Regions from separate parts of the Mus musculus genome. Here region 2 is linked to region 1. Evidence: chromatin loops called from intact Hi-C (ENCODE). Cell type or tissue: left cerebral cortex. All regions are shown on one strand.

Region 1 (4,000 bases):
CTCCCATCCCCTCCCCCCACCAATGTCTTTTTAAACGAGTCAGTGGAAATACCTCTCTCTACCCCTGACTCCCTAAATGAAAGTGGATAGAGACACCATGGCTTTTTCCCCCAGGAGGTAGATTCTGATATGTAGGCTAGATCTCTGGTCTAATCTAATAAATCCTGATGAAGATTTCTCTCTGGCACCTTCATCCAAAAAGTCAAGATTGTAGCCTTAGGAAATTCTGGTCGGAAATCTTTATGTCTGTTTCTGTGGATGACTGAATGGCTGATAGCATAGTACAACTTACCCTTTCTATTTCAGCTATTGCTCTGGGCCTCACCACTTCCCTCTGAACTTCCCTGGAGACTAGAGAGCCAGCCATCTCTCAGAGCTCATTTTGGTTAATGGTAACTGGAAGCCAACCTGGGCATTCCTTCTTCTTCTCTCTGAAGGAGTGGGGAGTTCTTCTGCCCTGGTCACCTATGCTCAGAGAGACAACCCAACCTTTTTTTTTTTTTTTTTTTTTTTTTTTTTTTAATGGTTCTATCAGCCACATGGTAAACTGCAACTACTCTCTACTTCCTCCTGGTTCCACCATAGTTCCCCTCCCCTGTCTTTTCTAATTCCTTGTCTCCTTGGTTCCAAATCCCTTGATTACATTCTCATTCCTGCAGATTCATCACACTAGAATACTCTCTTGGCACCTCTTCCTTTCCTTTGTTGTTCTGTTCACTGTGCAGTTTAATTCCAGCTCAGACATCAGTCCGGAGGGCAGAGGGGTATTGGGAAGCTCAGTCACTTTAAACAGACTCCTCTTCAATGTATGTTTTAAAAGTTTCTCAGGGACTGGACAGATGGCTCAGTGGTTAAGAGCACTGACTGCTCTTCTGAAGGTCCTGAGTTCAAATCCCAGCAACCACATGGTGGCTTACAACCATCTGTAATGTGATCTGATGCCCTCTTCTGGTATGTCTGAAGACAGACAGCTACAGTGTACTTAGATATAATAATAAATCTTTTTTTAAAAAATTCTCTTTAGGATTTGATGATGACTACAAAGTGTCTCTGAGAGAAAGTTCCATAAATTGGCCACCTTATGGCATAGGCTAGACCCAGTGGTCCTTAGACCACCTCCCATCACTAGACCTGACTGTCTTGTGGTTACAGGAAGCCCTGATACCCAGACCATTTCTCCTACATTGATTAGTGGTTAGCCCTAATACTACCCCTCCTTTGCATTGAAGACTTTCACTCTGAGCCATCATCCCAAAGACAAGTTCTCCACTCATATTTTGTCCACTACCCCATGCCATCATTCTACCCTCACAGTCAGGATGAGGGTACAGGCCCCCCACCCCACCCCTTCTCACATCATCAGCCCTCATCTCTACCATTCCCCACAGCTCACAGTCTCTGTTATGAGCCCAAGTCCTGTCCTCTGCTCTCCTTTCCATCCCCTGGGATAGACCAACAAGAATGCTTGTCCCTAGCTTACAAGTGATCCTCTATGGCATGATTATGATCTATAAAATGGATAGGCTCCAAATACCCGGATCTCTAAGCGACCCCAGCCCTTCACCTCTCTCATTAAGTCTATTCCACAAATCCACAAATGTACTTGGAATGACTGCCAGCAACTGCTTTGACTGTTCACAGCTGAGCAGTGAAAAGTTTGGGGATTTTCTTGGCCACAGCTGCTTACAGGGAACAGAAAACTGACTTGGAGGTTTTCCCTTCCACCCACCCCAAATGGGACCAGAATACGCCCCCTGGCCCTTCCTTGAATGCTTAATGAGACGCTTTTTTAAAACCCTCATTCCTTTTGAAACTGTAGCCATGAGAACAACTGGGCTCTACATTTGGCTTTTGTTAGCCAATCTTTGGGATCCAGAAAAAGGATGCTCCAAATACTTGAGAGTTTCATGGGCATAAACACTTTGCAGCTTCTAGAAGTGCCAAAAAGGTTTTCCTAACTGAGATGAAAAATAAAAACAGTTCTGACTGTAGATGGGACAGCACAAAGACAAGCTAAAATCACGGTTGCTGCCTCAAGAATTGTCCCATTCTGGACCAAAGGATGGCCTCATCTAGAGAAAAGGTGACAAGAACCTTGACGAGAAAAAAATCGGTGAAAATGAGACAGCCCGCACTAGAACAAGATCGATGTGTTTACTGCAAGCAAAGGAGCTATTAGAAAAGCCATGTTCCTGCCATCACAGGAAGGTCCTGGCCATTCTAGCCACTGGGGGATCAATAATGGATCAGAAGGAAGACACCTGGGGTCTGCTCTCCTTGCTGTCCAGGAGCCCTTAGCTACAGCATCTGAAGGAAGCCACTTAATCTAATTGCTAGTGGGAACAAACTCTTTAAAAACCATGCTAGATTGGCCTTCCCCAAGCGAACTTCCTACTCAGGCAGCTACTGGCAGTCTGGGACTACCACTTCATACCTGAGAATACAGTGAATCTGGGTCACAAGCAAGTATCTGTGAGGACACAGTGAAACTGCCCAATTGGACCACTTCATGGACAGAAAGAAACATTAACTGGGGAAACAAACAAGCTGTCTCCAAGAATAATGGCCAGCAGCATGGTGAGAAAGCAAGCAGATTTGTATGATAGCAAGATAAGGGTCTTTGAATTGATGCAACCTGTTAAGATGAAGCAGGAATGAGATGCTCTTTCCAGATGTAATTGATCATTGAGAGTAGATCATTGAGGGATGTAGTGGTTTTCCTTGAATTCAGACATCTGTTTGCCTTTGTCTCCTGGGATTAAATGTGTGCACCACCATGCCTGGGCCAAAGATTTTAATGCCACTGTTCCTCAAGATCTGGATCAAAAGCCTGTGTCCTCGACATCTGAATTATAGTTCATTCCAGATTAAAAGTCTCAATTCAAGGTCAGCCTGGGACAGAGCAAGTTCTAGGTGAAGAAAAGCCTAAATCCAGGCTTCTAGCATTCAGGAGACACAGACGTTCAGATCTCTGAGTTCAGGTCAGTTTACAGAGCAAGTTCTAGGACAGCCAAGTTTAAGCCAGTGAAGGAGTTGGAAAACAGAAAGCTGGTGATAATGTAATATATCAAGGGGGTCATGTTGCAGCCCCAGAAAGCAGAAGAACTCAGCAGCTTTGGCCATGTGAAACTGGCTTTAGAGTCCAAAATAGAAGGAACTGCTGGGACAATTGCTGCTGGTTAGCTGGACCTAAGAAATTAGTGGTGATTAAGAAGAGATCAGCATCACTGAGATGAAATCTTCTGGGATGTGTTTTCTGAGAGCACAAAGAAGCTGTGTTCCAGAGATGGCCAAGGCTGAGCCTCATAATGCAGCTGGACTTGCTAATGTATAAATATCTCCTAGGTGGTACTGGCTTTGAAGGAATGAAGGGGTCATGGAGAGCAGCTGAGGCTCGGCACTGTGAGAGGCCAGGGAAGGCCGTTGGTGAAGGTGCAGCCTCAGATGCAGTTGATGGCCCAGGACTTGAATGGCTCCTGTGAAGAAATTGAGGCTTGGCACTATGAAGAGAACCTATAAGAGGCTATTGGTGAAGCCTAGTTGCAACGGAAGACCCCAGTGTATTGCAGATGGCAGTACCATGAGATGATCACTAAAAGCAGCAGCAGCAGTGGAATAAAGTCAACCTGAACCTAGAGTACTACAGAGGGCAGAGCTGAAGAAGTGACCCAAGCCCTTTGTGAAGCCCAGAAGATCATGTATGGATCCCAGACACCGGAACAAGAAGCTGTAAAGTTGAAGTTGCTGTGGAGGCCCCAAGATGTTAGAAATGCCAGAGCCATGGGATACCTGCCAAGGAAAGTTGCTTACAGAGACTAGAACTGGCCCAAGAGAAAGAATTGTGCTGTAGTCAGGAAAGCTGAAAGGAGTTGGACACCAGACATGGAGATGCAGAGTTTGGAGTCTGCCTAGCTAGTTTTTGGTCTTGCTTTTGCCCAGGATGTCATTTGTTGGAGGTATGTGATCTGCTTTTTTATTTTTATTTTACAAGAGATTACAT
Region 2 (4,000 bases), 220 kb before region 1:
CTCTGTGGTTAAACTTAAATATTTAAATATAATATTAACTAGCTGCAGTTTGTTCTCTTCTAACTTATAGTTAGTATATTTCAAACATATCTTGGAATTAAAAGTTTATGGCAGAAGGAAATCTATACATATTTGGTTCTCATGCTTGAATGCACAGATGAGAAAAATAAGCTAAAACATGTATATATTTACGCACACATGTGTGTCTTTCCAGAATTTGTCAAGTATCTAGTTCCTTCTCTCTAGCTATATTACCTCTATGCTGTGTGGCCATTCACCTGCTCTTTGGTCATGTTAGGGTTCTCTACCCAATATATTCCTGGTCTAGAGATGCCTCAGGTTTTTCTCAGACAGTTGCATCCTGAGGACTAACAGGAAAATAACAGAGAAGATGGTGAACTTCTCCTGCAGGATGAGGGAGCATGAGCTGACGGTTCACCTAATATGAGTATATACTTGACATATTCCTGCTTTTAAGACTGAATGAGAAGTCTTACTCTTTTTTTTTAAATCTTACACTTTTATCTATAAATAGTTGAAGTAAAGCTAATTATCAGTCATTGTAAGTCACAAGTTGCATATATGACCATTAATTTGTAAATGGACATGGTCTGTCCAGGAAATGGTGGCTGGGGTTCTATTAACTTCTACACTGGTCTATTGCACAAAACCAGACAAAAACAATTGGCTCAGCAAAGACTCTGGGATGCAGAGAGTTGTAAGAAGAAATAAACTATTTAAACAGCTCCCCATCTTGTGGTTCAGTACTGTACATTCGGTGGAAACACAAAAGACTGTACCATAATCTGTAATCCTAAAAATAAGGCACAAGCTTGCTGGAGACCAATTTTCTATTTCCCCTACACTTAGCCTCTGCTACTCACAGGAGATGTTGAGCAAGACAATCACTGGAGGAAGAAAGATAAAGCCTTAAAAGACATAGAAGTTGTACATTAAAAATATAAAATACGTATTAGACGTTAGGGAGAGAATAATCTCGGTTTTCAAAAAATAACACTGAAAAGAATTACATATATGTGTATCTCTCTGGGCATCCTAATTATGAGGAAACAAATAGAAAATACCTGCAGTAACAATGGAACTTGATATTTGTCTACCTGTTGAATAAGAGTAGAATGAGACAAAGAGGAACATAATATTTGTGAGAAATATTAAGGAGAGAAATTATGGAGGCAATTAGAAGGTTCAATGGAAGCCCAGGTCTGAGGGCTGCTACTGCTCTTACAGAGCTTTTGGGCCTCTCTTTACGGGGTAACTGCAAATTCTCTCCTTTTGCTCTCACAGCCTCTCTTTAGGATATCTCTCTTAATTCCTTCTTTTGGGTTTAATAGCATCCCCATAAAGTATATCTACAAAATCCCTCCTCTGGGGTTCGATGTGAAACTAGTAGAACCTGACTTTTGTGTACACTCTAGAAATAGGTAAAATAGTACTTACTATCATAAAACACCACTGATGACCCAAATGTCCTCTGAAAGTTGAGCAAAGAAAATTCTCCCTTAAAACATGTTGTTGTAAACTAACTCAAAGGTATTTTGGAGATGTTTGTTTGTTTCCTATGACCTTGTTTGAGCAATTCATGGGAGGAAGGTTGAGAAAGGGTTTCTCTGTGTAGCCCTGATTGTCATGGAACTCACGTTGTAGACCAAGCAAGTGGGTCTCAAACTTAACAGCATCCATTTCTCAACTCTTGGTATTAAGGTTGTGGGCTACCACCACCAGACATGGCATTTTTTTCTTTAACTTTACTATATTGTTGCTTGTATATTATGGTTTCCAGTTTTATAGGTTTTATGAGCTTTGTGGGTAGGATTCTACACTGACTAGAATCCAAGGAATTACAATTATGAAATACACAGTACCTTATCTCTCATGTCAAAGTGGCCCTTTGAGAGCACACTGAGTCTCTTATGCAAGGGAAGGTAGAGAAAGGTTGAGAAATAAAGGATCTTAGTTCAATGGATGCCTGTTTCCCAGAAGCTCAGGCCACCACCTTGATAGACTGAATATCACATTGAAAATAGAAAGAAAAATGCAAGTCCCACTGGTCTTCAGCATAGAATAAGATAGTGGGTAGCAACCAGGAATGTGAGTACCATGCTAGGGGAATGACAAAGGTGAGGGCAGTGTTTACTTAAGCATACTGAAGCGTTAGAGATTTCAAGTGGATATAGGTGGAAGAATATTAGTTATGTTTCATAAGCATCTAGAAAAGTTGGGCCAGATTTTACCTGGGTCAAATTATGCAGCAATAATTCCCAGGCAAGAGCTTCGATGAGTATCGATGAGTCCCTTGATATTAGAGGGAGGCATAAAGAGCGTTCATACTTTGTATAAATCAGAGGGACAGGGGTGAATTTGAAGAATAAGAAATGACTTTAGAGGTTGGGACTGTGCTCTGGCCTGCCAGTAGAGGACAGCAAAACACCTTAGCATGTTTTCAGGACTTGAGGAGCTAGGGCTGTTGGTCTGCTGAAATGGCCTTTCTATATACTCTCCAACTATTTTACCCAACACTACAGACTTCACTGAAGACAGGATAGGTTTAGAGAAAGCAGTGGGATTCAAGACTCAAAGAACCAGTTATATTGGCAGTACTCACACGCTCTTGGTGCTATCAGGCCCTGTCTGCCACCTACCTCTGTTCTACAGCTGTGTTGTGAGCAATACTGCTCAGGACTTCTTGGGAAAATGCTTTCTTTTTCTCCTTCTGTCCCTTTGTTTGCTAAGCTATAAACGTTATCTAAATGTACACAAATAGTCTTATTTTATTGCTCTATTCAATAAACACAAGATTAGAGGTCAATAAATATGATCAGAAGAAAATAGAACAAAGAGAAAGGAAAACAGTATCTGTGTAAATATCTGCTGTGGTTTGGGGCTTATTTTTAACTTTTATTTTATTTATTATTAGTGTTAGAGAAGGAACCATGTGGAGGTCAAAGGACAGCTTTGGGGAATCAACTCTCTCCTTCCATCTTATGTGTGTAACAGGTATCAACCCTGAATCACTAGGATTTCAAGGTAAGTACCTTTACCCACTTTAAACAGAGAATTACCACTTGGTCTGCTTCCTTCCTTGATTGTAACTAAGCTACTCCTAGGCACTGCTCAAACCTTTTGTCATCTTTTGATATATCACTCAATAGATTTACCTTATTATCTTTATATAGGATTAAAAATAAATAGCACAAATTTTACTCCACCAACTCAATTATGTTATTAAGTTAAAAGGAGAAATTTAATAAACATTAAAATGATAAATATAAACAGTTCTTTCAAAAGTAAATTCTTAAAATATAAATGCTGTTTGGCAAACTAAACTCAATGTCATACCACCATATGACCTATAAACAGCTTGTGTCATGTTTGACTCATGATATAAAGTCAACAGCTCTGGAATTAGTCATAATGAACTTGCACATTATGGGCCAGAGGCAGAGAGTTCACAAGTCAGCTTTGGCCCATGTCCCAGCACTGGGTGTCATTGCTTCCAAGGATGACCCCTGAGTAGCTGGTCATTGAACTGACTCTCCTGTGATACCCCACACGAACCACTTTAATATTTGAAGTAAAGAAAAGACAATCCAGCAATGGCGTCCCTAAGGACCCCTTCATGGGAACCTAGAGAATTTGGAAAAAGCACTGTTTGGAGACCAACTTCGAGAGCATCTGAAGAGAAGGCAGGTGATGAAGTTCGTCCTGTGGAAGACAGTTGACAACGTTCATCCTGTGGACAACGCTATCATTCCATCGAGAAGACAGGAACTCCCCCAGAATTCACCGCACAAGCATGAGAAAAGAGCTCTTCCTCACCTGTTCTTTGACTCTGGAGGCACTGAGTCTTCTCTCGGTATGCACTTGGGCTGAGGTTGTTTTACTACACATGAAGAAGTAGGTTCCATTTCAGAAGCTGCAGTACCTCTCTGAATTTCCTCTAATTGTTATTTTCTATCCAATCTCATTTAGAAAATAAAGA

What was found. A loop is a pair of places that touch in the nucleus more often than their neighbours do. Peaks named below come from ENCODE experiments on the same cell type or tissue, not always from the same donor. Only the 100,000 strongest peaks of a DNase experiment are listed, where the experiment ranks them.
Region 2: it touches region 1 in a loop (4-fold over the local background); 4 of 42 quality-filtered maps call a loop at or near these places.

Annotation. Positions count from the first base shown.
Region 1 is chr8:21,976,679-21,980,678 of GRCm38, forward strand. No RefSeq gene overlaps it. Among named protein-coding and RNA genes, the nearest start is that of Ccdc70, 8.1 kb to the left of the region's middle. In left cerebral cortex, no CTCF peak of the experiment used is centred here; DNase peaks (open chromatin) are centred at 1,738 and 3,803.
Region 2 is chr8:21,754,156-21,758,155 of GRCm38, forward strand. No RefSeq gene overlaps it. Among named protein-coding and RNA genes, the nearest start is that of Defb1, 20 kb to the right of the region's middle. In left cerebral cortex, a CTCF peak has its summit at 2,424 (motif pointing right); a DNase peak (open chromatin) is centred at 2,500.